Regions from separate parts of the Mus musculus genome. Here region 1 is linked to region 2. The links are chromatin loops, found by intact Hi-C in ENCODE. Cell type or tissue: gastrocnemius. All regions are shown on one strand. Each heading gives the region's core, and the rest is flanking DNA. Links, peaks and the distances in the headings are about the cores only. Region 1 holds the start of Prr13 (proline rich 13). Region 2 holds the start of Atp5g2 (ATP synthase, H+ transporting, mitochondrial F0 complex, subunit C2 (subunit 9)).

Evidence for each region. A loop is a pair of places that touch in the nucleus more often than their neighbours do. Peaks named below come from ENCODE experiments on the same cell type or tissue, not always from the same donor. Only the 100,000 strongest peaks of a DNase experiment are listed, where the experiment ranks them.
Region 1: a loop joins it to region 2, with 4 times the contacts of the local background. A loop is called at or near these places in 5 of 42 quality-filtered maps.

What each region holds. Positions count from the first base shown.
Region 1 is chr15:102,449,407-102,465,546 of GRCm38, reverse strand. It overlaps Prr13 (proline rich 13), which reads right to left and starts at 6,377. Exons shown (of 4, transcript NM_001170911.1): 1 at 6,292-6,377; 2 at 5,401-5,439; 3 at 4,828-5,177; 4 at 2,741-3,376. The coding sequence starts at 5,419. The coding sequence ends at 3,332. Amhr2 (anti-Mullerian hormone type 2 receptor) reads right to left here. Exons shown (of 11, transcript NM_144547.2): 7 at 13,284-13,398; 8 at 12,988-13,160; 9 at 12,655-12,802; 10 at 12,379-12,515; 11 at 10,908-11,334. The coding sequence ends at 11,041. It also overlaps the pseudogene Gm24128. In gastrocnemius, for the core only: a CTCF peak has its summit at 6,493; DNase peaks (open chromatin) are centred at 5,008, 6,057 and 6,478; H3K4me3 peaks cover 2,883 bases; H3K27ac peaks cover 3,991 bases.
Region 2 is chr15:102,663,127-102,677,947 of GRCm38, reverse strand. It overlaps Atp5g2 (ATP synthase, H+ transporting, mitochondrial F0 complex, subunit C2 (subunit 9)), which reads left to right and starts at 6,901. Exons shown (of 5, transcript NM_026468.2): 1 at 6,901-6,930; 2 at 10,169-10,237; 3 at 12,093-12,185; 4 at 12,701-12,894; 5 at 14,820-14,821. The coding sequence starts at 10,199. It overlaps Mir688 (microRNA 688), which reads left to right and starts at 6,082; the gene lies at 6,082-6,156. In gastrocnemius, for the core only: a CTCF peak has its summit at 12,253 (motif pointing right); DNase peaks (open chromatin) are centred at 12,263 and 13,884; H3K27ac peaks cover 1,732 bases.

The sequences.
Region 1 (16,140 bases), core at 3,744-8,743, 210 kb after region 2:
GCCAGTAATGGAATTGGGAGGAGCTAAGAGAGAGTACAGAAGACCCAGGGCTCATTTATACAGGGCTCAACCATTACACTTAGCCAGAACTTATATCTTTAGATATGTCAGTGCATGCCAAAGTTTCAGCTTGAAATGTAAATCATTAGGAAATGACTGGCATCTTAAAAAGACAGTGGTTCCCCCACAGTGCTCAGATATAGCCAGTGGCTCCCAATGTTTCAACTGCTGTTCACTAAAGTAGTCACTTCCACATTAAGAATATAGGGAATAGGCTAAGCAAAGTGGCTTAGAGAACCAAAAGTCCTGTAGACTAGCTAATACAGCAAGTTCCAAGACATCTAAGGAGGCCCTCTCTCAAAAACAAAACAAAAATAAAGGCAGGCGGTGATAGCTCACACTTTTAATCCCAGTATTGGGGAAGCAGAGCAGGTGAAACTCTGTAAACCTGGGGCCAGCCTGATCCACATAGTGAGTTCTAGGACAGCCAGAGTTATATAATGAAGACCTGTCTCAAAAAAAGAAACAAACAAAAAACAGGTCTGAGAATGTACCTCAGCACGTGTGCTTGCCTAACATGCTCAAAGACATAGCTTTATTCCCTGAACCAATAATACTTGGATCCTGAAAACTTGTTAGCTAGCCCACCTAGCCAGGTTCAGTTACAGGTTCAGTTAGAGATTGTTTCAAGGGAATAAGGTAGAGAGCAATAGAGGAAGACACCCAAAGTCTTACTCTGGCCTCCAAATTTGTGTGTGTGTGTGTGTGTGTGTGTGTATGTGTATGTGTATGTATACACATATATACATACACACATCTTTATGTATATAGATTTTTATATATGCAAATATATGTATTTATATAATGTATATTAGTACTCTGTAGCTATCTTCAGATATTAACAAAAGAGAGTAGCAAATCCCATTACAGATGGATTCGAGCCACTGTGCAGTTGTGCTGGGAATTGAATTCAGGGGCTCTGGAAGAGCAGTTAAGTGCTATTAAGCACTGAGCCATCTCTCTAGTCCCATATATACTAGTATACTGTATATTTATATATAATACATATTTATTTCTTCTAACATATAGATACATAAATATTTATGTCCTTTAGAAAACCCTAATACTCTAATAAAATACTTTCTAAAACTTCAAGAGCTGGGGTTGTGAGCATGTTTACCTACATACCAGGCACAAGGCCCCAGGTTCAGGCCCCAGCACTACATAAAATAAGGCAAACCAGTACACACCCATAATTCCAGCCCCGAGGAAACACAGAAAGATCAGGAAGTTGTTCATCTTGGCTACGTAGTGAGCTTGAGTTATGGACTACATAGGACCATCAAACTGGCTTGTTGTTGTTCTGTTTCTTTCTTATCGTCAAAAATTAAATCCAGGACAACATACAGGCAAGGCAAACCTTCTGCCACTGAGCCTCCTCAGTTCTGGGCACTGTGGCTTGGGTTTATCATGGCAGTACCTGGGATGCTGAGGGAAGAAGACCTTAAATTCAAGGTCAACTTGAGTTAGATACCAAGACTCTAAAAAAAAAAAGGAGGGTGGTGATGGAGAGATGTTTCTGTGGTTAAGAGCAGGGGTTGCTCTTCTAAAGGGCCTGGGTTCAATTTCCAGAGACCCATAATGATCAGTAACTCCAGTACCACAGTATCCTCTGCCCTCTTCTGGCTTTTACAGGAACTGCATGACATAAAGCACATACATACTAGACCTGTACAGACCTCTGTGTGTGTGTGTGTGTTTGTGTGTGTCTGTGTGTGTGTGTGTGTCTGTGTGTGTGTCTGTGTCTGTGTGTGTGTGGTATGTATGTATGTACCTATCTATCTATCTATCTATCTATCCATTTATCTATCTATCTTATTTATTAGATCAAGGGCAGAACCCTAAATTGCCCCCCCTTAAAGTTGATGAGCCGCCAAGGATTGAAAACCTCTGAAGCCAGCTGGGCATAGTCGGCCACTCCTTTAATCCCAGCCTTGGAATTCTGAGATCTGTGAGTTGGAAGCTAGCCTCCTCTACCTATTGAGTACAGGCTAGCCAAGGCTACATACTCAGACCCTGTCTGGAAGAAAACCTCTGTAGCAAATGAAAACATATGCAAATGGGTCCGTATCTGGGAGAGCAATGTGGATTCAGTCTGTAAAACCTGAGTTCATTCTGAAGGCTCTTCCCCTCTTAGACTAGCACAGTATCCTCTTCACTGATGCGCTGGCTCCGCACTAAACACCACACTTTAGGCTGGGGACGTAGCTCCAGATAAAGTCCGTGACTAGGAGGCACAGGTCTTGGTTCAAGCCCATAAACAACGTGTGGTGGCTGAAGCTTGTGATCCCAGCACTCCAAATGTGGAGACATAAGGATCTGTATATCAAAGTCACCATATATATATATATATATATATATATATATATATATATGTGTGTGTGTGTGTGTGTGTGTGTGTGTGTGTGTATGTGTATGTGTATATGTATATATGCATATGTATATATGCTTATGTATATGTATACACACATATATGTGTGTACATATATATACATATACACATATATATGCACACACATATATACATATATATGCATATACACACATACATATATATGCATATATTCACACACATATATGAAGCCTGGGTGATGTGAGACTCTCAGAGGAATTAAAAAAATAAAAATAAAAAAGTGACGTACTTTAAAGAGTATGACCAAGAGTAACAAAACTAGCCCAGTCAAGGTAATGGCACAGGTGAGTAGAACCTGGAAGAAGAACTTTTATTTGGACTTAGAGCCATCAAAGATAACATACTGAACTAAGGAATAAGTCGGGTCCCAAAAGAGCTCACCAAGTAAAGAGACTGCACTTTCCAGCAGCTCGACAGTTACTGAGATCCAAAAGCCCTGCCGGGAACACAGTTGCCATTAAATCACTCTCATGTGCCGCCATTACAAAAGTAGAGGTTTTTCATCACAAACTGTCACAAACCCAAGTCACAAGTGTTACAAAAGAAAGTGGAAGAAAAAAAAAAATCACATGGTGCAGATCTTAAAATGGTGCTCCCCATTTAGCTCAGAGGTCTTGCCATCTTCAAAAGACAGTTCCCCCCACTGACCTCATCAGCTACGATCAGATCAAGAAGGCCGCTTTGCTTTTGCTAGCTAGCCCTTGACAGCCGGGACAGAACAGCAGGGGAAGGCACAGGTAGGAGTGGGGCAGGGAGCAGAGGGCTAATGCCCCTCACTCCGTACGAGGATGACAGCTGAAGCTTGGTGGGAGAGTGGAGCTGGTGAGGCTGGAGGGGAGGAGGCTCCAGGCCCTGCGTTCAGTCAGAGTCACTGCTGGAAGAGGAGGAGGAAGAGGAGGAGTGCTGCAAGGGGAAAGGACACATCATCAGACCCAGATGACCTCTGGTTACCCCAAAGGCCATTTTTTTCATGCCCCACCCATCCACCCAAGTATCCAGTAAGCAGGAGTCTCGTACTGTCCTGTCCCAATAACCAACAAAATCAAGGGTTTCCTGCAGCAGGGAAGGTACAAGAATGGATTAAATTGTCCTCAACCTCAACACATTGCCTTCCAACCAAGTTTCCACACCTAGCTAGGACCAGGAAAGTGGAGCAGGGTGTGGGAGGCTGCTGCTACCTTAATCATCCCTCCTTGTTTGTTTTAAGGAATGACAAACTAGCCAGGTGGTGGCGCACGCCTTTAAACCCAGAGGCAGAGGCCGGCGGATTTCTTGAGTTCAAGGCCAACCTGGTCTACAAAGTGAGTTCCAGGACAGCCAGGGCTATACAGAGAAACCCTGTGTTGAAAAAAAAAAAAAAAAAAAAAAAAAAAAAAGAATGACAAACTAGAATCTCTCTGCACCTCAGGGAGGGTAGGAACGGCCACCGTGTGGGCCATGCTGTATTTCTAAGTCCCACTAGGGGAAAAAGTGGGGAAGATGGCAGAGACAGACAGATGGCTGGAGAAATCCCATCCCAGGATCCACACAGACATACCTCCATCAACTACCGTAAAAAAAAAAAAAATGTTTTTAGACTCTCGGGGTACTCTCCCTGGTTAGTGTCTCATTTCCTTCCCTACTCCCCACATGTCTACCTAAGACCCAGACTCAGGAACTAGAGCCCAGATCCACGGAGCAAACAAACACGGGCATAAAGTCTATTCGAAGCCTCAAGTTTCAGACTGAGGTCTTCCTGAGTCCTCAGGGGAACTCCCCCCCTCACTAATGGGTTCCTGTGGAAGGACTGTACTGGTCTTGTGAAGGAAAATCCCCTTTCACCCCAGGCTTTGCTGGAGGCTGAGTCACAGAAGGCTCGTCCAGGGAATTAACTCAGTACCAGGGAATACTGAAGGAGATAAAGAAAATCCAGGAACTAAGGGCCATATGACCACTCAGTAAACTATTATGCTTTGTCACTGTGCTTTGTCACTCTTTTGACATTTAGACAACCTCAGTGGGTGTGTCCAATTTACCAAAGGATACACCCGGGGTGGGTGAGGGAAGTTACTGGGAAAGAGTTAGGTAAAGAAGGTCGAGGGCTTTTGGCACAGAAATCCTCCCCGCACCCCTTCACTTTTCCTTGGCAGATGGGAGTGATCTGATGCCTCAATATTACTAAACTCCTTTCAGGAGGATCCCCTTACTTAAAGGAAAAACCATCTACATCTGCTAAAGCGACAAGGTTGCGGGCTACCGCTCCCACACACCATCGCCTGTGCCCACAAACCGTGAAAGTCCTTCCCCAACTCCTGATCACCCCTGGTCCCTCTGAACGGAGCTCCTTCCCCAGCCAGGCTCCAGATGACACTGACCTTCCCGTGCTTGTGATGCTTGTGCGACTTCTTATGAGCTTTCTTCATTTTCTTCCGAGTCTTCTTGTCTATCACGATTCCGGGACCCACCATGCCAGGAGCCGGAGGATTCACGGGGCACATGCCAGGAGCAGGTGGTGGGTATGGGGGAGGGTAGGGACCTGAGGGTTGGTATCCTGGACACCCTGGTTGTGGTACAGGATAAGGGGGACGACACGGAGGGAAAGCTGGGTTTCCCTGGGGAATTCCGGGAGGACAGGGGCCAGGGGGAAAGGCAGGATTGAGAGGTGGTGGACAGGCAGGATTGGAACCTCCTGGGCACACAACTTGGGGTGGATATGGATTCGGTCCTGGAAGAAGAATCCGAGAATAAAGATTAGAACTGTCCGGAACCTCTATCAACACATAATACAAATCACTACCGTTCTTAAGCCTTATGGAAAGGCAGAACTTGGTAACTAGCAGTGGTCCGGTGGCTTTGCTTTTGCTTGGGGCTGCGGGGATAGATAGAAACTTCCTGTTTCATTGCAAAATGGGCTGGGGCAGGTCAGAGGAGAGCCCCCAGGAACTTACCAGCATTAGGATTCCACATGTCGAGATGTTAGCTCAAGCCTAGGAAGTAAACCAGGCAAAGTCTGAAGGTTCCAGGAAGGGAGGAGGATTTTCGAGAACCCGAGCCCCACCCTACAGCCTCCACCCTACCAAGACTCTCACAGATAAACCTCCACTTAAAAATGGGCTGCACTCTGGAAACAGAGGCAGGTGGATCTCTGAGTTCCAGACCAGCCTGGTCGAAAAAGAGTTACAGGACAGCTAGAGCTACCCTGTGTCAAACCCAAAACAAAAGGAAATGAAAAAAAGTTCCCTGCTGGGCGTGGGGGTGCACACCTTTAATACCAGCACTTGGGAGGCAGAGGCAGGCGAATGAGGCCAGCCTGGTCTACAAAGTAAGTTCCAGGACAGCTGGAGCTATACAGAGAAACCCTGTCTCGAAATAACAAAAACAAACAAACAAACAAAAACAAAACAAAAAAAAAAGTTCCCTTTTTCTTTCCCGCATCCTCATAGCCTACTCTAGCCCAGGATTTAAATCACAGGAACTCTCTTCCCAGGGCCCCTCCCACTTTCACTATCTCACCTGGATGGAGAAGTCTCATTTCCCTCTCCCTGGAAAGGGACCGGAGGCCTTTAAGCATCCGTAGTGTGAGATGGGACCTAAACTCCCTGCTCGCCCCGGGGGCACCCCTGAAGTGAAGCTAAAATAAACAAATAAATAAAAATAAATAAATAAACAAACAAATAATCCCATCCTGAATATCAAGAAAGACACTCCAGGTCCCAAAACTCTTAGAACACACACACAACCCCCAAAGAGCAAATGGAGTTCTTAGTTCTCAGGAATAAATGGATCCCTGGCCCAGCTAAGAGGAGAGATGGAATTTGGGAGGCCAGATGCCCTGTCACCTTCCCAGATCGCCAGCCCGCTCCTGTCCTCCTTCTCAGTCTGGGTTCGCACTTCCTGGTCACTCCTATTCATTCTATACTTCCGCACCGCCCCTGTGACCTAGTTAATAATTATGTGATCACTTTGACACGATGATTGGAGAACTGACTTGTCAATCGCTGTGGTCCAACTAAACAAGGAGGAAACCGTTGCGCTGGCCGCCAGGCGGAGCCTTAGGGAGAAAACATTGCGTTGTGAAATACATACAGGTGAAATACGGAGACGCAGCGGAAATGCTCCTTAGGGCGGGACCGAGGCGGGGTCAGCTCCAAGCAAGGACCTGAGCCAACGAGATAAACTCTCACTGTTTTTTTTTGTTGTTGTTTTGCTTAAATTTTAAGATTTTTTTTTTTAATGTGTATGAGTGTTTTGCCTCAGTGTATGTGCACCAAGTGCCTGCTTGATGGGTAGACTTGTCTGTAACCTAGCATTTTGGAAATGGAGGAAGAGAATCAGAATTTAAAGACAATATTAGCTTCTTAGGGAACCCTACATAAAACCTCAGAGAGAGCTCTGTCATGATGGCACAACACCTTTAGTCCCTGAACTCAGGAGGCAGAGGCAGGTGAATCTCTGAGTTTGAAACCAGCATGGTCTGCATAGTGAGTTCCAAGACAGCCAGAGCCACACAGACCAGCCCTGTCTCTGACTCGGAAAATAACAACAAAAACAAACAAACAAAAAAAGGCCTCAGAGAACAAAAGGAGGAAGTTCTGCTGAGTCCCAGCCCTGGGCTTCAATGTTGCCAGCTGCTAGAACCACAGCCTGTGGTTCTTTTTTTGTAGAAAGATAAGAGACAGGGTTTCAATGTGTTCAGCAGATGGTGCAGTTATAGTTTCATGTCATTGTTCTGGGTAACTAAGTGAATTCATTTTTGGTTTTGATGTTTTTGAGACAATCTACCAGTATGACTTGGGTTGACTTTGGATGAAAAGCAGTCATCCCATATCTCTCTCTCTCTCTCTCTCTCTCTCTCTCTCTCTCTCTCTCGGGTGCTAGAAAAACAAAAGCAAGCCACAACTCTCAGAATTTTTTTTTTTTGGTTTTTCGAGACAGAGTTTCTCTGTATAGCCCTGGCTGTCCTGGAACTCACTTTGTAGACCAGGCTGGCCTCGAACTCAGAAATCCACCTGCCTCTGCCTCCCGAGTGCTAGGGTTAAAGGTGTGGGCCACCAAGCCCAGCTAACCCCAGCACTTTGCAGATAGGGCTTACAGGATCCTGAGTTCAAGGTCACCCTTGGCAACACAGAGAGTTTTAGGTCATCCTGCGCTACATGAGACCCTGTTCATAGATAAAATGATGAATAAATCAAGGACTTTCCCACAAGCCACACAAGGCCTGGACCTTAGCTGTCTACATTCCTCTCCCCACCCTCTACACTTTTATTTTATTTTATTTTATTTTATTTTATTTTATTTTTTTTTATTTTTTTTCCAAGACAGGGTATTCTCTGTATAGCCCTGGCTGTCCTGGAACTCACTCTGTAGACCAGGCTGGCCTCGAACTCAGAAATCCTCCTGCCTCTCCCTCCCGAGGGCTGGGATTAAAGGCATGCGCCACCATGCCCGGCACTTTTATTTATTTTTGAGACAGGATCTCACACTCAGTTTAGGATGGCCTCAGCCTGCTATGTTGCCAAGATGATCTCAAACTTTTACAAATATTTACAACAATTTTTATTAGGTGTGATAACTATTCTTGGTTGTCGGGACACACCTTTTTTTTTTTCTTCTTAACCTGAAGTAGGTGAATAGATTACTTAATCTAGATTTTGAAGTGGGAAGACACACCTCTAACCTGGGCCATACCATCTGCTGGAAACCTAGATAAGGACACTGAAGAAGGACACTTTGCTCTTGGCCAGTTTGTTCTCTCCTGGAAAGGAAAGTCCATTTCTTTACCGGCATTAAAGCCTAGTTCTTTGGGAGTCCACCATGTACTGAAGACATCCAAGCACGTGGACTGTACTGGACTGTTGGACTTCCTGCTTACAGCCAGTCATTGTTGGATTTGCTGGGTTGCAGCCTGTAAATCATTCTAATAAATCCTGCTTACCTGCATCTATATCTCTGCCTATATATTTATAGATAGAAATTAATACATTAGGGTAAGATGAAAATTTATTCTTTTTTTTTTTTTTTTTTTGCTTTTTCCGAGACAGGGTTTCTCTGCGTAGCCCTGGCTGTCCTGGAACTCACTTTGTAGACCAGGCTGGCCTCGAACTCAGAAATCTGCCTGCCTCTGCCTCCAAAGTGCTGGGATTAAAGGCGTGTGCCACCACGCCTGGCTTGAAAATTTATTCTTAATGTATACATTCGGGGATGTATAAGAGTACACTGAAGCCATTTTCAGAAACACCAGGAGAGGGTAATCAGATCCCATTACAGATGGTTGTGAGCCACCGTGTGGTTGTTGGGGGTTGAACTCAGGACCTCTGGAAGAGTGGTCATTGCTCTTAACTGTTGAGCCATCTCTCCATCCCAAAATTGTATTCTTAATGTATAGAATATGAAGGAAAACATATATATTTATTTTTTTAAAGAAAGCTTTTTAAAATATATGAAATGCTTCCCAACTTTGTGGGTTACCCTTGTACAGGGACAACAATAATCTCTGTATTGTTTTAATTTAGTGTTTGTGCTGTAGAAGCAATGTAGTATATGTGCTGTTTGTCTGTCTGTTCGTCTGTATGTGCACCTGTGCATGGAGGTGCCCACAGAGGCCCGAAGAGGGCCTCGGGTACCCTAGAGCGAGAATTATGGGCATCTGTGAACTTGCTAATAGGAGCACTGGAAACTAAACCCTGGTTCCCTGAAAGAGCAGCAAGTGCTCCTAACTTAGCCCTCTCTCTCCAGCCTCTGACTTTGAAATGTTGATCCTCCCTGCCTGCCTACAGCTCCAGATCAGCTCCGGCCTCCACCTTCCCTGTGCTAGGATTACAAGGACCTGCCACACTGCTTATGCAGTGCTAGGGATGGAACCCAGGGCTTCCCGAATGTTCTGTAAGTACTATGCCAAGCGAGGTATAGCGCCACCCCCTGGTGCTCCTGGGCAACTGCTGCCTAGGTAACCTCGCTCACCTCCCTGAGTCTGGACAGATCCCCACAGTGTGAGCTTCAGCGATCTGAGTGCACTCAGGCCAATGGCTTCACTGTGGCCACTCCTCCAATGCCCAACAGGTGGTGCCACCATGTGAAAATTAGTCCTGGTGGTCCTAGAGAGATGACTTAGAGATTAAAAAGCATACACAGCTGTTCCAGAGCACTGGAGTTCAGTACTCAGCATTCATATTGAGTGGCTCCTAACTCCCCCGACTCCAGGGGTATCCAGTACCTTACCAGTGCCCCTCTGTACACCACACACACACACACACACACACACACACACACACAGACAGACAGACAGACAGACACAGAGAGAGACAGAGACAGAGAGTTTTAAAATGATATAAATAAAGTCTTCAAAAATAAATGTTGGAGCCGGGCGTGGTGGCGCACGCCTTTAATCCCAGCATTTGGGAGGCAAAGGCAGGCGGATTTCTGAGTTCGAGGCTAGCCTGGTCTACAAAGTGAGTTCCAGAACAGCCAGGGCTATACAGAGAAACCATGTCTCAAAAAAAAAAAAAAAAATGTTGATACCTGCCACAGGGGCACACACCTTTAATTCTATCACTTGAAAGAGAGAGAGAGAGCCAGGCGTGGTGGCTCACGCCTTTAATCCCAGCACTTGGGAGGCAGAGGCAGGTGGATTTTTGAGTTCGAGGCCACCCTGGTCTACAAAGTGAGTTCCAGGACAGCGAGGGCTATACAGAGAAACCCTGTCTCGAAAAACCAAAAAGAAACCCCCCCCCAAAAAAAAAAAAAAAAAAAAAAAGAAAGAGAGAGGCAGGTAGATTTCTGTGAGTTCAAGGCCAACCTGGTCTACATAGTGAGTTCCTGGCCAGCCAGAGCTACATAGTGAGACCTTGTCTAATAAGTAAGTAAATGCTAGTGTCTCAAGCATGTGCTCCAGATGCTGAGGCAAGAGGATTGTTTCGAGAGTCAGAGACTAGCCTGGGCTACATACTGCATAGCAGGTGTAAGTAAGCCAAGGCCACACAGTAAGACCCTGCCTCAAAAATAAATAAATAAATAAATAAATAAATAAATAATAAAGGGCTAGCCGGGCGTGGTGGCGCATGCCTTTAATCCCAGCACTCGGGAGGCAGAGGCAGGTGGATCTCTTGAGTTCCGAGTTCGAGGCCAGCCTGGTCTACAAAGTGAGTTCCAGGACAGCCAGGGCAATACAGAGAAACCCTGTCTCGAAAAAAACCAAAAAAAAAAAAAAATAAATAAATAAAATAAAGGGCTAAAGAGATGGCTTAGGAGCTCAGAGCAATTACTGCTCTTGCAAAGGACCTATTCCCAGCACCCACCCACATGGTGATTAACAACTGCTTGTGACTCCAGTTCCAGGAGCTTTGACATCTTCTTCTGACCTCCACAACCTCCTGCACGTATGTGGCACACACAAACTCACAAACACACGTACTATGAATAAAATAAACGGATCTTAAAGAAGTAAAAACACATTGATGAAGAGTGTGCGGGAACCTTATTTATTCTCTTTCCTGAGCATATCTACCCCATGGGTTAGAAACCCACAGAGAATGACAGCAGTAGGCATGTCGGCCACACGCATGTCGGCCTGTACAGAGAGTTCAAACAAGCTACTCATTTACATACACCTGAACAGTGTCGCCTACAGGATCGGGACTCCTAGAGCCAGGGCCTTGCTGAACACTGAGGAGACAAGAACTCTGCTGAGGCCGACAGGGGAAAACGGCAGAGGCGGGAGCTGAAAGGCAGTTCTCTGGGCAGCCCTGTGGACTCTCTGGGAAAGAGGACGCCCCGTGAGGGTAAGCCAGGGCTGCCAGGCGCTGCTGCACACACTCAGCTGTCAGCCGTGCTTCTGGGTCTGCGTCCCAGCAATCTTCCAGGAGCTCCCTCAGCCCCCGAGGGTCCTGGAGGGAGAGAGAGAAGATGGCAGGCCTGGCCAACCCCAGAGCAGACATCTCCAGTCTTCACTTCTCCCACGCACTCCGTTCCATTCTGCACGGAGTCCTTGCTAAGAGCATGTCTCACCACTCCTGACTCCGCACCCCACCTGTGGAAGGCCTCCAAGCCCCATTCCCTAAAGTCTAGACCCTTGAGTTTGTTCCCTGAGACAGACTCCTGGGATACCTTCCAACGGGTCTACCTTTTCCTCTAAGGATAATTCAGGCTGACAACTTTTGTGCTAATGGAAAGTTACTCTTCCTTCTCTTAGTCAAGCAGTGTGTCCTGCAGACAAAGCCTGGCTTCCACAGACCAATCCAATAGACACTAGTATGGTAGACATTTCAGGTAGGAGAGTGGGAGAAGGGACATCTCAGGAAACCATTTGTGAAGAGCTCTGCGTTCACTATCAGGTGACCCTTCTGACCTTGTTATACCTAGAGCTGGCTTTAATTGGTCCACAGTAGAAACAGAGCTGCATAGTACAAAATGATGGGGCACTGATTTGAACTTTGGGGTACACTATTCCTAAAGAGATACTGTCGCCGGGCAGTGGTGAAGCACACCTTTAATCCCAGCACTTGGGAGGTAAAGGCAGGTGGATTTCTGAGTTTGAGGCCAGCTTGGTCTACAGAGTGAGTTCCAGAACAGCCAGGGCTACTCAGAGAAACCCTGTCTCCAAAAACCTAAATAAATAAATAAATAAATAAATAAATAAAGAGAGAGAGAGATACTGTCAAAGGGGCTGAGGTCCATGTAAGAGAAAAGTCAGAGAGGACTTCCTGGAGGAGACGACTGAACAACAGAGTTAACTGTGGAGTAAGGGGATAGGAATAAAAAGGCTCCACAGGGTGGTATGTGGGTGGAACCAACTGTGTGACACTTGTAGAAGAAAAGGTAAACTGAGGCTCAGGATAGGAGGAGAAGGTCTGGTTGTGGCAGAGAAGTCCTTGAAATCCAAACTCAGCCCTGACTCCCGGTCCCCAGCTGGCAAGCCTATGGCTTCTTACTGTGGCAGAGCAGCTCCAAGTGGATGGGATGTTGGGGCGCTTCCTCTCCTCCACTGCCAGGGCCCAGAGCTCACAGGCACTGGGATTGCTGCCCAGTTCTGCCTCATAAGCCAATTGGAAAGGTGGTGGTCTGTGGTCTGGGAAAGGTATAGACATAGACTGTTAACCTACCCTGGCGAGGGGGCTCCCAGGTGATAAAACTAGGGGAGATCATAGCCTTCTGGAATAGAAGGCACGTGAGCCTTTGTTAGGTGGGACACTATGGGTAGACTTTACCAGGCCTCAAATCGGAACAGCGGCTCAGGATCTCCCACAGTAGTAGCGCCAGAGAGTAAACATCCGCTCTCTGGAGAGCTGTACCCCAGTCCTGCAAGTCTAGAGTCTTGTCCAAGAGCTCTGGAGCCATGTACCGCTGGGTGCCAGCCTGGAGAAGATGTGGAGTGCCAGGAGTCACCTCTATGGCAACCTGTCTTGCAGCTCTGGTCCACAAATTCCCCAATTACAGCAATGCTCTGTCTACTAGCAAAGCCGCACCGTTGCCACAGCAAAAGTTGTACTGTCATCAGAGCCACCGTCACCACAGGTCTCACACTTATCAAAAACACTCACCTCCAAAATGGCAGCGGGGCCTCGGGGTTGAGTAGGGGCCAAGGCAGGGGGCTGAGCAAGACCAGGGAGTACCAAGGCAAGGCCCAGGTCCCCGATGGCGCATGACCTATCTTCCCGAATGAGCACATTCTGGCTGCTCAGGTCTCGGTGGGCGATACCTGGTTTGTACTGGCCTGCGGACACAGGTCATGTGGTTCTCCTTGGTGCAGTCCTTCTCCCATAAGCGGAGAGAGAACTGGGCCTGCACGCATCGGGTGCGGCTACTGACTCCTCCCTCCCTGTTGCCGGATACTCACCATCCTGCCAACGCTCCTCGTGGAGAAAAGCCAAGCCCTCTGCCAGGGACAGAGCCATCCTCAAGGAACTTCCCCAGTCGCTCGTGTACTGAGTCAAGTAGTGGCATAAGGAGCCCTTGAGAAAAGCAGAGAGGAGCAGGGTGCACAGAGCTCAGGAGGTTCATTCCAGGAAGCAGAGAGCTACTGACAGACCCCCCCACACACACCCCAGCCCGCACCTCCCCAGCAGACAGAGACACCCTGACAGAACCAGGTCAAGACACTACAGACGGTGGAAGCATGAGAATATGCAGCAAAGTGACAGCAAAAAATAGTAACTCTGGTTGGGCGTGGTACAGCGTGTCTGCCACCCCGGCACTTGAGAAATGGAAGGAATGGGGATCAAGAACATGCCAGTCTGCACGTGCGCGCGCACATACACACACGTTATAATTTTAGCCAGACATAGTAGCACATGGATGTAACCTCAGCACTCAAGAGGCTGAAGCAGGAAGCACCTACATTTAAGGTCTGAGATGAGGGGAGGGGCGCGCGGGGGGTGGATTAGTAGTTTATTTCAGTGGTACGGGGTACTTTGCTGTGACCCAGGTCCTTAGAACAGGGTCTCCGATAGACCTCATGAGGACCCCATGGTGACGGCATTCTGATTACCCTGATTTTTGTAGGTCTTTTATTCTTTCTTTTTTTTTTCCCCTCTCCTTTATTTTTAAAAAAAAAAAAAGTACACTTATTTATTTGTGTGGGGGTATGTGGGTCCCCACACACTACATGGCACCTGTGGAGGTCAAAACACAACTTGCTAGAGTTGGTTTTCTCCTTTCACCTTCTGGGCTCCAGGGACTGCCTCAGGCCGTCATGTGGAAGCTTCACAGAAGGACCTTTGCCCATGACATTGCTGGCCCTTTTTCTCCTTCCCTTCCACCTTCTTTTAGGCAGGATCTCACTGGTTTGTATGCCACCGTAGCTGACGTGGAAGACTGCTTTCATGGTTGCAGTGATTCTCCTGCCTCTACCTCCCAGTGCCAGCAGCACAGGCACAAGCTACCTCGGGGGCTGGAGGTGGAGCTTTAGCAAATGCTGAGTAAGCTTTCTTGAGGTCGGACAATGGAGTTGTAATCCAAGTAAATCCAAGCAATCTGACTAAGAGTCGCTGTCACACGCTGACTCAGAGGACCCAAGACAAAAGTGGTCAAGGACCTCTGTCCCTCCAACCACCTGACCTGGGCTAACAGGCCTGCGTAGATACAGATGGGTGGAGCCAAAGGAGGAGGGGCAACTGGGAATAGGCTATTCATGAACATACTGAACACCCTTAGTTTGCCACAGTTGTACCCAGGCAGCACTGTGTCTCAGGAGGAGGAGAGCATGATAGAAGTAGAGAACTGAATGAATGCCACAATATGAAAATGAACTGGGCTGGAGAGATGGCTCAGTGGTTAAGAGCACAGACTGTTCTTCCAGAGGTCCTGAGTTCAATTCCCAGCAACCACATGGTGGCTCACAACCATCTGTAATGGCATCTGACGCCCTCTTCTGGTGTGTCTGAAGACAGCTACAGTGTACACATATAAATAAAAATAGATAAATAAATTGCAGTATAGGAAGGAAGGAAAGAAGGAAGGAAGGAAAAAAGAAAGGAAGGAAGAAAGAAGAGAGAAAGAAAGAAAGAAGAAAGAGATAAAGAAAGAACCTGGCCTTCTTTTTTTTTGTTGTTTTTTCCGAGACAGGGTTTCTCTGTATAGCAGAGGCAGAGGCAGAGGCAGGTGGATCTTTGCAAGGCGTACCTGGTCTACAGAGTGAGTTTCAGAATAGCCAGGGCTACTTAGAGAGGCCCTGTCTCCAACAAACAAACACAATTAATGTACTTTGGGCTAGAGAAGTGAGTCAGTGCTCAGTGGCACACTGCTCTTTTAGTGGGTCAGAGTTGAACTCTCAGGACCCACATAAGCAATACACTGCCTCTAACTCCAGCTGCAGGGGATCTGATGCCTTTAATCTGAGAGCACCCACATCTATGTGCACATGCCCACAAAGAGAAAGGAGCACAATCCATAAATAAAAATAAACTTAAAAAAAAAATTAAGCCGGTCGTGGTGGCACATGCCTTTAATCCCAGCACTCCGGAGGCAAAGGCAGGCGGATTTCTGAGTTCGAGGCCAGCCTGGTCTACAAAGTGAGTTCCAGGACGGCCAGGGCTATACAGAGAAACCCTGTCTCAAAGAACAAAACAAAACAAAAAACCTAAATATGGGTATTGTTTCTTTGTGTGTGAATGTGTGTTGCAGGTGCCAATGGAGACCAGAAGAGGCCATTGCATCCCCTGGAGATGGAGTTACAGGCAATTGTGACAGCTGGCATAGGTGCTGGGAGCTTGGGTCCTCTGAAAGGGTAGCCAGTGCTCTTAACTCCTGAACCATGACTCCTGTCCCAAATCTGGCTTCTTAAAACTTATTTCTGAGAACTGAACTCGGGCCCTCATGCACAAAAGGCACTTTATTGGCTAAGATATATCCCCAGGCCGGAAAGTTGTTTTTCAATTGACCCAAGAAGAATGTGGTCAAAAAAGGAAGTTTCCAGAACTCGGGATCTCAGCAATGAAGGAGTTGTAAAGGTTGGTAAAGCCTGGGAAAGAGCCACCGCATTTAGGCAAGTTAGGAGCTGCAGCAATCAGGGCAAAGGCGCCAGGCAGAGTTCCTTCAAAGGAACAGATGGTGCTGACACTGGATAAACAGGAGATAGCCGCAGATCTGCGAAGAGCCAGACTCTCCAGTCACAGAGCCTGAGCAAACGAGACTCCCTTTCTTCTCTATGGATACAATGTCTACCTCGTAGTATCCTTCTAAAGATTAAGTATGGG
Region 2 (14,821 bases), core at 9,822-14,821:
TTCTTCATTCCTTTCTTTCTCTCTCTTCTTTCTTCTTCTTTTTCCAAGACAGGGTTTCTCTGGCTAGTTAGCTCTGGCTGTCCTAGAACTCTCTCTCTCTCTGCAAACCAGGCTGGCTTTGAACTCAGAGATCTGCCTGCCTCTGCCTCCCCAGTGCTGGAATGAAAGGTGTGTGCCACCACACCTGGAACATTTTCTTTTAAAAAAATACTCATGCACAATATATAGTACCATACCTTGCAAAGTAAACATTCAATAAATGTCAGCTAATCGTTTAATGTCATCACAGGGGACAAGGGAAAGTGAGAATGACCAGACCTAAGCTCTACGATACGCACGTGAAGATGAAAATGAGCTAGTTTTCTGTATTTTACAAATGAGGACACTGAGGCACAGAGATTTGTTTTCCTCGGAGTCACATAATAAATTAGTAACATCCCCAAATTAGGCTTTGCTTGTAAATCCTAGCACTTGGGATGTGAAGCAGGAGTGTCACAAGTTCAAGGCCAGCCTCAACCACAAGAGACCCTGTCTCAAAAAGGGCATTTGCGGTGGGGATTAGAGGTCAGGAACCCAGCATAGTAGTGCTCGCCTTTAATCCTAGCACTGCAGCAGAGGCAGGCAGATGTGAGTTCAAGGCCAGCCTAATCTACAAATAGAGTTCCAAGCCAGTCAGGGTCACACATTGAGGCCCTGTCTCAAAACTAAAAACAAATGAAAGATTAGACTTCAGATACTGTACTGGCTTGTTCTTTGTGTCAACTTGACACAAGCTGGAGTTATCACAGAGAAGGGAGCCTCCCTTGAGGAAATGCCTCCATGAGATCCAGCTGTAAGGCATTTTCTCAATTAGTGAGGGCCCATTGTAGGTGGTGCCATCGCTGGGCTGGGAGTCCTGGGTTCTATAAGAAAGCAAGCTGAGCAAGCCAGGGGAAGCAAGCCAGTAAGCAACATCCGTCCCTCCATGGCCTCTGCATCAGCTCCTGCCTCCAGGTTCCTCCCCTGTGTGAGTTCCTGTCCGTCCTGACTTTCTTTGATGATGAACAACAATGTAGAAGTAAACGCTGAATAAACCCTTTTCTCCCCAACTTGCTTCTTGGTCATGAAATTTTGTGCAGGAATAGAAACCCTGACTAAGACAGAGATGTCTAGCTTGTAGTCTTCAGTTCTTCACAGCGCAATTAGGTTTGTTTTCTAACTTGTCTGTGACTTCCTCAAGTTGAGAAATATTTGTTGATTTTGTTTTTCTTCTTTCTTTCTCTCTTTTCTTCCTCCCTCCCTTCATTTTTCTCTTTCTTCCTTTCTTTTTCTTTAAGACTTTATTTTTATGTGTTTAGGTGTTTTGCCTGCTTGTGTGTGCACTTTATGCATGCAGTGCTTACAGAGGCCAGAAGAGGGCAATGGACCCTATGCGGCTGGCATTATGAACTGTTATTAGCTGCCATGTGGGTGCTGGATAATAAACCTAGGTTATCTGGAGGTACTCTTAACAGATTAGCCACCTCTCCAGCTGCTCCCTCCTTCAACATTTTTAGATAATAAGGTCCAAGTCATGGCGTCTAAATAAATAAGTAGGATATGTACAAATTCTTTTAAATTTTTATTTATTTAATTTTATTTTATGTGCATTGGTGGTTTTGCCTGCATTCACGTCTGTGTGAGGGTGTTGGATCCCCTGGACCTGGAGCTACACAGTTGTGAGCTGTGGGTGCTCGGACTGGAACCCAGATCCTCTAGAAGAGCAGTTAGTGCTCTTAACTGCTGAACCATCTCTCCAGCCCCCAATGTACAAATTCTTAATACAAATTCAAAAGCACTTAAATTCTGGTCTAGTAAATGCTTTTAATTAATTAATTTTTACTGTATAAAAATGAGTTTAATTTAGAAATAGGGGGTGGGGTTCTGGACATGACAGGACATGCCTGTGATCCTGTCACTCAGGAGGCAGAAGCAGGAAGTACAATCATAAGACCAACTGGTCTACAAAATACTTCCAAGCCAACCAGCAAAATCCTGTCTCAACAAACAAGCATTCAGGAGTCAGAGGTAGGCAGATCTCTGTGAGTTCAAGACTATCTTTGTCTCGAAAAACCAAAAAAGCCAGGCATGGTGGCACACACCTTTAATTCCAGCACTCAGGAGGCAGAGGCAGGTGGATTTCTGAGTTCGAGGCCAGCCTGGTCTACAAAGTGAGTTCCAGGACAGCCAGGGCTACACAGAGAGACCCTGTCTCAAAAAAAAAAAAAAAAAAAAAAAAAAAGAAAAAGAAAAAGAAAGAAAGAAAGAAAGAAAAGAAAAGAAAAGAAAAGAAAAGAAAAAGAAAAAAGAAAAGAAGAGAAAAACAAAACAAACAAAAAAGACTAGCTTTGTCTACATAGTGATTTAGGTCAGTTCTCTTGGGATTACAGGCAAAGTCAAATTTGAGGATATTACCGATTCATTATGTGACATTATGAGAAAAACTGTCTCAGAAAAAAAAATCCCTTTTTTTGTGATTTGTTTTTCCTATGCAGCCCAGGATGGCTCCTCCTGCCTGCCTCTTATCCTCACCTCTCTGCTGGGAAAATACTTTTGAGGACCTAATTTGTGACATTAAACATCCCACTGATCCCTACCTCCTCAGAAGCTGAAATATCAATGGTCCTTTCTTCACTCATACCTTGTGTCCTGCTACCTGGGAAACTAATTTAACAAGCCAAGAGCAAAGCCATCAGTCAGAGACCAGTATCCATCTCAGCCCCAGGAGTCTAACCAGGAGGTTGACATTAACTATCACAAATGGCCTTGAGGTAGATCTCAGTGCTAGAAATATACAGCTTTGTCTGCTGGAGGCTCTGGGTTCAAATCCCCAGCATCAAAAAGCAAGTACGAAAGGAGCTCAAGACCAAGAAGGAGTCATTGCTGAAGTACAAAGACATAAAAGTTGTAAAAGGAAAGACTTTTGGAAAGTTAACACTGGATAGGTTCTTCCTTCTGTAAATTCTTTTAAACTTGGAAAATAGAGTGTTGAGAGATGGAGTAACTCAGTAGTCACTCAGCTCAGTAGTAGTAGTAGAGCTGGAACTGGGCTCCTGAGCGGCTTCCTCCAAGCCAGGAGTTCATTCTGTGCTCACTGCCTCTAGCAAAATTACATAGCTTGCTTTTAAATCATCAGAATAAGAAATAAACTATGCAACCCTTTATACACACACATATACATACACATACATACATATACACACACACACACACACACACACGTGTGTGTGTGTGTGTTGTTTTTTGAGACAGGGTCTCTCTATTTAGATCTGGCTGTCCTAGAACTTACTATGTAGACCAGGCTAGCCTTAAAATCACAGAGCTTTGCCTCCCAAGTACTGGGATTGAAGACACATCACACCTGGCTCTCTGGAAATATTTTTAACTGACAAATAATAATTGTGTTTATTGATCAGGGTGTGGTAGCACATGGGTCTTGAATCCCAGCACTCAGAAAGCAGAGACAGGTGCAAGTTTGAGGGCAGTCTGATTTACATAATGAGTGCCAGGGCTGAGTAGAGAGACTCTGGCTCAAAACAAACAAAAAAAGTGTATATTTATGGGCATAATGTGATGTTTTGATCTACATATTCATTATAGAAAGACTCTATGTAGCTGATTAACATACACTTTATCCAGTCAATTCATTTGTATATGTCAGAGAAAACCTTAAAATTTATTTCAGCAGCCTTGAAATATCCAACACATTAAATGTAGTTAACTGCCAAGTTACTAAACCGTCTTTCTTCAAACTGTAACTTTGTATCCTTTGATCAACATCTCCCTTTTCTCCATCTCATCACTTGACATCTTTTATACCTTCGGTCGGTCCCTTTTATGTTTCTTCCTGTGAATCCTCCTGTCTGAGGTTTCATATTGAACAGAGCTAGCTGTGCCTGTATGATTTTGATTTTTTTCTTCTCTTAACTACTCTGTCTCCCGGCCAAAGGCAAATATATTCAAGACAATCAAGATTCTTTCTTGGTGACCTTTGAGGAAAAGAACTCATGGAATTTCGATACGTGGGATGCCAAACCTCCTCCTAACCTACCGGTCAATTAAAAGAGGTCTCTGTTCCCCTGAGGGTTGTTAACCAATCGGAGGAAAGGAAAGATCAATCTCATTTCTCCGTCACTCTACTGCAGGGAGGCTGCTAACCAGTTAGAATTTGCCACTAGAAGTCATTAGGAAAACTGGCCAATCAGACCAACCTTGTTACATGGCCTGGTCCGGAAGAGACCGGGACTGATTGGAAGGGATGGTTCTCGCTCCACACCCTTTCCTCCCAGGACCGCAGGTTCCCTAGTTGTTGAGAGAAGGACCCTTCCCAAGCCCAGGGTTAAGAATATCCCTAGACCCCACTCCCTCACGTGCCTCAATTCAGTTTTTTGGCATGCCCCTGCTCTCTTATTGTCTAATTTCCTGCTTTAAACCTTGTTGCAGAAGCCCTCAGGATTTTCAGCTTCACAGATTACCCATCACTATGTCAACTAACTGGTTTTGCATGATTTATGTGATTGAAAAAGTTTTGTAATATTTGAATCTCTTTCAGGAGATAACCGTGCAAGGACCCTTCACAATAAACAGTCTCACGGGAGCATGACAGAATTAAATTGCAGTGATCGTAACTATAATACTAACGATAATGATTATGGCGATTATTGAACTTTTACTGAGTACCAAGCCCTCTGCTAAAAGCTTCATGTACATTATTATCTCAATATAGGCTGCAGGGTAAGCGCTGTTATTATACCCAATTTTAAAAGGAGAGGGGAAAAATGACTTAAAAGGGTTAAATAACTTGCCCAAGGTCACATGTGATTTGGGAACTCAGGTTTGTCTAACTAAATCCTACCACTCGGGCCAGGGAATTATCAGACTCTGCAGTAACTTTTAGGAGAAGCCAGGGTTAGCTCCTCACAGGCCCTTTCTCTGATTCATCCTCCTCCGGGATTTTGTTAGCGATATATATACGAGATCTCTAAATTGTCGCAACCAACAGCTGCAACACCATTTGGTGGCGGCAGCTCCTAAGAACTATAGATTGTGCCTCTTAGGGTATGAAACTAAGAGCTACAAAGAATTCAGTTTTTGGCGGAGCGGGGTGTTCAGGGAACCTCAAGGGACCAACTCCTAAGCCCTGCTAGCCTGGGCCCCTCAGAGGGTGGCGGGTTTGCCTTTTCTCACACGGCATCTCACACTGCTTAGTACTTGGAAAAATACCTGTTGCTTCCTAAAGATCCCGGTTCTGCCCCTGCCCAGGTCAACAACTGGCACTGGAGGGAGATTTGGGGACCTCAGGAGAACCTGCGAGCATCCTAATCCAGCTGAAATCCAAGGTTTAGGAAAGGCGGGGAGTCCTCCACCCTCTTCTTCCATTTCTCCCCACACTTTCCCTCCCTTTCAGGAGCTCAGGGCCATAAAAATGCAGATGGAGGATCGGTGTGAAATAACGGGCCCATATAAATCCCTCTGCCGCCCGCCTGCAAGATGGATTGGCCGCATTGAAATTCCTCCGCGAGGATAATTAAACTCGGGGCCTCATCCGGGCAAAATTACATTCCTGTAATGGCGTCGCTCGGGGTCCCGGGAAATTGCTCCGTGGGCTTTCAGCGGCGGTTTTTATCGCCGGCCGGGGTGTGCCTGGCTGCGGCTCGCCTCTCCTCCGGGACCGTAAAGCTGCTGCCGTGATTTATCCTCCCCTTCTCCCAAATCCGATTAAATGGAGGAGCTTGGGGCCGGGGCGCCGCGGGGCCGGGGGCCGGGAGGGGGTGGCGGGAAGGACGGGGCCAAGGAGGGGAGGACAAACGGCCCCTCAGAGGGTGGCGGATTTGCCTTTATTTACAGCCGCGGCTTTCTTTTTATTTTTTTATGGGGGTTTGGTGAGCTCTTCCCGTCTTTCTCGCGCTGCGTCCAAGCACCCTAACCGGACAGCCGGGCTAAGGGGCTGGGTCAGCCTTGCAGCCGTCTGCTAGGCTCGTGCGTTCCTGCGTGTACACAAAGGCCTGCTCCAGGACTAGCGCAGGAAAGCCCCCGCCCACCGCCACTGGGGGAGGGACGGGCGAAAGGGCAGTGAAGAAAAGTAGGGGCTTGCTTGGGGAGAGCACCTCGCAGGCGACTACTTATTCCAGCTCGCCCCCCAGCAAGTCCGACAGGAGGTAAACTGGTCGCCTGGGGTGACTTCGCACCCCTACTGCAGGCCACAGGTGCGGTTATCCCTAATTGATCCCAGGACTCACAAAAGGGAGAATCAGGCCTTGTTTACCCCCCCAGTCTTATGACTCGAAGATGCTGGGTTTTTTTCATGCTTTGCTCATCAACGAGATAGGGAAAACAAAAATAAAAATAAGTTAAAGCAGAAACTGCCATGGCATTTTGCTAATAGCATTGGGCCAGTTCCCATCTCCCACCCAACGTTGCCAGTGTCCTGAGGGTGACAAGAAGCCAAGAGTTCTGTGATTTTATTTTCCCCTGCTACATTTTAGGCACTGAACCCCAATCCCTACTGTATGCTATAAACAATTTCCGAGTAGACTGGGTAGGGTGTTTTTTGGTTTTTTTTTTTTTCCTTAACTTTGCGCATGCTCGGAAAGGGGACTCGAGTCCAAGACTCCAAAAATGCTGTGCAGTCCACAGTTCCACCACGTTGCAGATCAGCAAGAGTTGGCGGCTCTTCCGTGCACGGTGGGCTCCTTTTGCAGTTTCTCCTGTTGGACGCCAGGTGGAGTGCTTGTCCCCCAAGACACCACCAACCTGGCAGAGGGAGCTGTGGCGTCCCGGCCGATCCTCTAGCTTGTGTCCACTCTATCCATGGAGAAAAGCGACTCGTTGGCTCCGGCCGCGCATGCGCAGAGCCTTCCCTCGCGCTTCCCGCGCCCCCGCCCCTCTCTGTCTTCTCTGCCCTGGGAGCAGGTAAGGCCTTGAGGCCTCGCGTCCTCTTCGTGCCGCGCAGGCGCGCGCAGCAGTACCCCTTGCGAGGACGCGTGGCCGCCCTGACCTTGCTAGCTCCCACGCGGGTCCCTGAGCCCTCGCGGTCCCGGCATCCCCACGCGGAGGGCTACCCCTTCCTCGTGCCGATGACCTCTAACCGCGCGGGCCTGGCGCCATCTTGGGTGTCTCACGGGGGTTGGGGGCTCTGCGGCCGGCGAAAGGCAGATGCTGGCGAGCGTGTTCTCTCCGGGCGCGAACCAAGGCTTTTATGGGTGCTCTTCGCTCACCCACACGCCTTTCACCATTGTCATGACCCCAGACTCTCCCCTCCTACCTTTGCCTCCCCTTGTCATCCTGAATCAAAATAGCCTTTATTTTTTATTTTTTTGAAGCTTGCAGACTTTGAACCTCAGGACCTCTGGCGCAGTCAAGCTAGTTCACCGTCCAAAGCCATCATCTCCCTAGTCAGCATCCTTCAGTTTGAAATAAACTGAACGTGGTAGAGAGTAACAGAACAGGCTAACCGGCCTGTGCACAGGTGGCAGGAGTGAGGCCTGAGCGAGGCCTGTTCCCTTAGAAACTGGTTGCCTCTAATGAAGGCCCTGACATACTAATGAAGTTAGAAATAAAATCTTAAATGGTGGAAATGGAGGTTTCTGTTAGGCAGCAAGCCCAGAAGATGGGAGCAATACGAGCTTTAGAATTTATACCTGCCAGCTAGTGGGAAGGTTTAAGGAACGGAATGGTTAAGTGGGGAATTCTCATTGTGGAGGGTTTCATTGCTCTGGTGTGGGCTTGCCCATATTAAGTGACCACTGGAAGGGCTCGCCGAATGATACGCTTGGGTTTATTACACACCAGCAACAGATTATACTATTCCATATGTTTGTAAACTATTAAATTTAATTCCCCTACTTTTTTTTTTTTTTAAGAATTGTTTACTGAGTTCTCTGCAAGCAAGCAGTGGGTTGGGCAGTAATTAGAGTATTGCCAGAACTACATTTTATAAGTTACCATGTTAAAACTTGTTTTTGGAAAAACGTCTTCCATTTTATTTTGGCTTCTTGACTCTAACCCACGTTTACCTCAAATTTATGATCCTTCTGCATCAGCCTCCCCAGTGCTAGGATCACTTGCACATACCACCATGCCTAACTTCAGACCTCCCTTTATTCACGTGTATGGTGACATGTATGCATGCATGCTGAGAGGTTAATGTGGGGGGCATTTCCACTCCACCCTCACCTTTCGAGACAGGATGTCTTACTGACCTGAAGCTCATCGACTCTGATTGCAAGCCAGTCAGCTTCAGGCCACCTGCTTCCATAGGTACCCAGCGCACGGGGTGTGGCAGGCACCATCATCTAAGCCATCAACCCAGCTTAAGCCTCTATTGCAAAAGTTTTAAAGAAGTACTGGGTTTCGACTCAATTAAACCTGAGTAGGTGGGCATCAAATCTGGGTTTAGGTTGCATAAAGACAAAAGGGAGGAGTTTGTTACAGGGTCGCACTGTGTAGCCAAGAATTCACAGAGCTCTGTCTGCCTCTCTGCCTTCTGAGTGCTGGGATGATAGATGTGTTCCACCGAATCCAGCAAAAAGTAAAGTTTTAGATAGAGCCAGCCTGAAGACAAACATTGGTCTAAAAGTAAAATTCAGGATTTACAAGTAGCATATCTGCCTTGGACAGGTTGCGTCCAGTGTACTTAAGGGAGTAGTGTTTAACAGGCCTATACTTTGAGCATCTTAGTTTATGGGCTATTCAAACTTCAGAGAGAAAAAGCAGGGGACGTAGCTTGGTGGTAGGACACGTTACCTAGATTGCACTAAGGTCCTAGGTTCTACCTCCAGTGTGGCCTCCCTCTGAGTGAAATTACAGAGTTACAGTCCTTTCTCTCTCACTGACAACCTGTTAGTGTTGTTGAGGCCATACCATTGTATACCTTAAATATAAAATGATTGGAAAAGTTGTTTAAAATATTGGCACCAGAGATCTTGTGTTTAGGGACTGGAGAGATGGCTCAGAAGTTAAGAGCAACTGCTGCTGTTCCAGAGGCCCCAAGTTTGGTTCCCAGCACCGGTGTGATGGTTCATAACCATCTCTAGGGAGTTCAGTGCCAGCTCTGACCTACCTTCTTGGGCACTAGGTGTGCATGCGGACAAAACATACATACAAATCTAAAAATGTCCTAAATTATTTTATGTGTGTGAATGTGCAGGTGCACATGTGCCTGTGGAGATCAGAAGAAAGCTCTTGGAAGTACTTCTTCCACTATGTGCTCCAAGAATCAAACTTGTTTTATCAGGTTTATAGGGCACATGGTTTTACCCTCTGAGCCATGCTGCTGGCCCAGTGACAGTCACTTCATATATATATATATATATTCCCTCAGATAATTCTGATTCAAGTGGACTTCTCGCTTCACTTGAGGAAGACACTGTCCTAAACCTTTACCTTACATATTCTTCCTTTGGATCTTGAAGACACAAAACTTAATACCCCTTAATGGAGTGGTGAAATTTTACAGTTGATGCTTATTAGATTAATGCTAGGGTTTCCCTCATTGATTGGCTGTATCTTGTTAAAGTAGAAATCAGTATTTTAAGGAGTGAGATGCTAAAAAGATAGTTGAAAAACTTCCAGTGACTTAGTCTTCTGAGAACTCTCCCAGAAGTTTAGGGATTCTGTAGGGATGGAGATACAGCCAGCACTAGGCCAGTGTGCTTCAGGTCTAGGGCTCTAGCCCTAACAATCCCCAGACTCTACCCAATAAAAATGAATACTAGTTCTTTCTGTCTTGAAACAAGGTCTTACTCAGTAGCTCAGGCTGGCCTGGAACTTTCTGCAATTTTGCCCTTGCCTCCTGAGTACTAGGATTGCAGGTGGTTGGAGCCTGTACACTGTACACTGACTGCTTCTAGGCCCAGACACTGAGACCAGAGAAGGGATGCTTTTGAACCTAGAAGAAGAAAAGGAAAGCAAGGGATGCTGGGGAAATTACGTTGACAATCCCAAACCGTGGGCTGTGGAAGTGGTCATGGTTCTTTAAGCAGGGAGCAAGTCACTTACTTGCCCAGGCCATGAAAGTCACTTGATTTCAGGATTCTGGTGTCATTTTGGCTCTCTGAGCTAATTAAGCTTCCTAGCGATCCTTCTCAGGTGTGAGGATGAAGTTTAAGTAGCAAAGCAAAGTGTTTACAATGCTGCTGCTTATTTCCAGCCCTCCTGCCTCGGCCCCTCACCCCTGAAAATGTACGCCTGCTCCAAGTTCGTCTCTACCCGCTCCCTGGTGAGTACATTTTCTGGAAGGACTTTAAAGGACACCTTGTTTCTTCATATAGGAGAATGCCAGAGATGTCCAAACTTGTAGTATAGGGATGTGACATTATCATGTACAAGTGTGCAGGGCTGCCTTCATAGCTTCCCTAAGGTGCCTGTGCCTGCAGTGAAAGAGAAGGCCTTCTGCCTGGAAAAGTGTTAGGCTCTGAAGCAGCAGGAGGTTAGAAATGTAAAAATAATAAGATAGTGGGTGCTCTTGCTAAGTTCAAGGGTGTGCTGCTGTTGGGAGGTACCAGCTACTAAGCACTTGCTTCATGCCTCATGCTGTTCACCAGTCTGTATCTCCCCATTTACTCCTCAGAACCCTAAGATTGTCCCCATTTGACAGGTGCAGAAATAGGCTGAAAATCATTAAGTAACTTAGCCCTTATACTGCATACCTGATAGAAAGTTAACATTTGGGATTGGAGAGATGGCTTAACAGTTAAGAGCATGGTTACCCTTGCAGACAACTTGGGTTTGGTTCCTGGCATCCAAATGGCCGTTCGTAATCACTGTAATTGCAGTTCCAGGGCATCCAGTGTCATCTGGTCATTGTGAGCACCAGGCACCCACAAGGTGTGCATACATACATGTAGACAAAACACTAATAAACACAAGAGGAAGTTACCACCAAAGGGATAAAGATACAGTCCAGTGTAGAGTGCCTGCCTAGCATGTACAAAGCCCAGGGTTCCGTCCCTCGTACAAAAAAAGAAGCAGCAGCCAGACAGAGTGGCTCATGTGTGAGCTAGGACTTGGGAGGATGAGTAGGAAGGTTGGCTAGTACGAATTTAAGATCAGCATGGCCTACCATGAGATCCTGTCAAGAAGAGGTATGTAAGCCTCGTAATTCTGTCTCTGTTGTCTGCCATGTATCTTAGAGATAAAGTCTTGGAGCTGATGAGAAAGGGCTGTCAGGATGAGGTGAGGTTTGAACATGGCTCTTTACATCCATTTTCCAGAGGAGGATACATGTATTCAGGGGAGAACACCGTAATCCTTGGCTTTCCTAGGAGCCAACTATTACCTGTAAATGTATCCCTTGTTGAGTGAAGCAGATACATCTGGGGCTTAGATCTCTTCTGATTCTCAAAAGGGTAAAAGAGTAGAGCAGAAGTTGTGGCCTCCTATGGCCCCTACAAGGAAAAACACTTTTCTTTCCATAAAGCAAAACCTGAAAAGCAAGACAATGACCCTGAATTCAGAATTTGTTGATACAAGGAATAATGTGACACAGTGCACGTGTGAAGTCCCAGTACCAGGGACACTAAAGCAGGAGGGTTGCTTAGCCTGGGGCTTCAAGGTCAGCCTGGGCAACATAGCAAGATTTCTGTGTCTTTTAGGATTTGTTTTGTTTTTAAAGATTTTTTTTGTTGTTGTTTTGTAGAAAATTGTCTCATGTGTATGAGTGTTTTGCTTACATATATGATATGTGTGCCTAGTATGGTATGCAAGGAGATCAGAAGAGTGCTGGATCTGCAGTTACGGATGAGTGTGAGACACTGTGTGGGTGTTGGGAATTGAACCTGGGTCTCTTCTAATGCCCTTAACCTCTAAGGCATCTCTCCAGTCCAGTTGTTGTTGTTTTTGTTTTGAGACAGGGTCTCTGTGTAGCCCTGGCTAGCCTGGAACTTGTAGAGATCCGCCTTCCTCTGCTTCCTAAGTCTAGATTAAAGGTGCCTGCCCGTCTCAAAAAAAAAAAAAAAAAAAAAAAATAGAAAGACTGATTCAAGGTTCAGAGAACATCCTACTGTGTGCAATGGAATGCTCTAAAAGTCACCTCCACAGCCTTCCTGACCTCCCTGCCCTTGTCATTCCACTAGATCAGGAGCACCTCTCTCAGGAGCACCTCTCAGCTGCTGAGTCGTCCGCTGTCTGCAGTGGAGTTGAAGCGACCACAGATGCCAACAGATGAGGTAGGTACCTTAAGGTGGAGTTGGAGCTATGGTTTGGTGAGGAGGAGTAAAGAGGGTTACCTCCCCGGACCAGTAGGGGGAGTGCTGAGGATAATCACCACAGGCTGGCATTCAGGAAGGATCAGACCTTTGCTGCTCTAGGTAGAAATGGAAGGCAGTGAATACTCTGTGTTGGCAGTTGCATCTGGTAGTTCCTGCTTTGGTGGACCTCTGTCAGCTCCCATTATTAGGCCTGGTCTGCTGACCAGGTATTGGGGGTCAAGAACAGGCTCATGTCTCATAACACTTGTAGACCATACTGGGTTGTGGAGGTATTTGAACCCTGCCTCCTACATTAAAAAGTTATCTTGCCAACATTTTAGGGAGGTTTTCAGGGAACTAAATGATTTTTCCATTGAGGGAGGAACATCAGATTTGACAGCCAGCCTAGCAGTTTGAAATAGTACAATGTTTCCAAAGCAAAACACTGAATTGATAACAAAAATCCCTGCCTTCTGTCTGCCTCTTTGTCACAGAGCCTCAGCAGCTTGGCGGTCCGGCGGCCTCTGACTTCACTTATCCCTAGCCGCAGTTTCCAAACCAGCGCCATTTCAAGGGACATCGACACAGCTGCCAAGTTCATTGGAGCTGGGGCTGCGACAGTTGGGGTGGCTGGCTCTGGGGCAGGGATTGGGACTGTTTTTGGGAGTCTCATCATTGGCTATGCCAGGTAAGGATACCTGGGCCCTCTGTTGGCTCTGTTGAGTGTTCCAAAAGCCGGGTCTAGAGCTTCACTGTCCTGTGCAGAGGCCACTAACTCAGTGTTGTTACTTTTTATCTAAATTTCTGGATTTTGTTTGAGATAAGAGTAAACCAACTTGTGCCTCCATATGCATGTGTTCGAACACATGTGAATATACACCCACACCTAAATGCATAAATAATAATTTTTGTTTCCTCATTATGTTGCCCTAGTTGGTTGGCATAGAACTCACAGAGCCCTGCTTGTTTGAATGTTGGCATTAAGGGCATGTACAGCCACACCTTGCTTTAATTTTTTTTAAATATGAATACTACTATGAAGATTATACTAGCTGTGATAATCCAGACCTGTGATGCCAACAGTTGTGTGAGAGAGGCAGAATGATCAGCAGCTCTGGGTTAGCCTGGGCTACATGGTGAGTTCAGCCCAGCCTAGTCTATATGAGACCCTGTCTCACATAAAATTGAGGTTTTCAGTTACTCTTTCCTGTAATTCCAAGTGCTTAGGAGCTGGAGACAACCGTGGTTGACAGTGCATCTGTAGCACATGCACATTGCCAGAGTTCTCTTGAATGGCTGTAGTATGGAGTAGGGACTGGCAGTCCAAGTCACTGCCTGGCTTTCTATGGTTGAGTTAAATTGTATGGCCCTGGCTGCCTCAGACTCCTGCTTCCCCGGTGCCAGGAAGTTTTTACATCCTTTAAAAGTATTTTTAAAAGCAGCAAGAAGAGGTTTTCCATGTTCTTACAAGGAAGCCACAGTCTACAGTGCTGGCTGCTGTGAGTCAGTGCATCATCATATGCAGTTCTTGTTTACACGCTAGAGTAAACGTCAGCACGATAGGCTCTGTGGTCCCACAGCCCCAAGTGAAAACCCCGGCCTTAACAGAGAAGGCCTCCATCCCTGGGCTCCTGCCAGTCAGTGCCATAGCCTTACTGCTGTTCTCCTCATCTTGGGGAGTCCCCTTGCTCCTGGGACAGCTGCCTCTGCTGCCAGCCCTGCCGGCCCCGGGCACCTGGGACTATTTAGTCTCTGCCACCTCTGGGCAAGTCACTGAAGAGCTAAATTAATCCCCTGGAGACCAGCGGGATCTTCTCGTCTGGGGAAGTGGTTCTTTTTCTCAGGATTTGCATTGAACAAGAAGCCTGATTACTTTTGTGTCCACAATTGTGCAAGAGTTTGTGCTGATTTACCTTACCCATGAGACTCTGTAGATACCAGGGTAAGGGAAATGAAAATCATCTATTGACTTGTAAAGTTAGCTCACAGTTGTCCTATTTGGATTCATATTATAAATATATCATACCACAAGCTCCATTCAGTGTCTTAAAGCCCAAAATCAAAGCTGTGATGGCACACACCTTTAATTGCAGCATTAGAAACCTTGTATCAAAAACCAAAATCATTAAAAAAAAATCTTGACTATTTTCAGATGACCAAAGAAAGCCTTCTGCCTCTCCTGCGTTCTGGAACAGTGTTATTCCCGTAGCGTCCTGGTATATACAGGGTGTGAGCTGCAACCCATCTGCAGTTTTGCTTCTTTGTCCTGTTAAGGTTCTGCTTCTTGAGAAAGAGCCAGCCATTTTGAGTATTCTCCATTCTGTTCTGACCCTGAATGTTAAATATCCAGGCCTGTGGTTCTAAGTTACTATGGTAGGAGAGATCCACTGGGGAAGGTGATGTTTGCACACAGGCTGTCAACACCATCTAAGATTGTCGTCTCTACCGTGTTTTAACCCCTGTTGAAACTTTAGTGCTAGAGTTTGAGTACAATGGGGTCTCTCCTAGATGGATCTTCTTATGAATAAGCTTCAAGTGTCTAGAAGTCCACCTTAGACGTTTGGCCTTTTCCTTGTGTGGACTAGAAATTCAGTCTTCTCTCCTTTTTCCCAGGA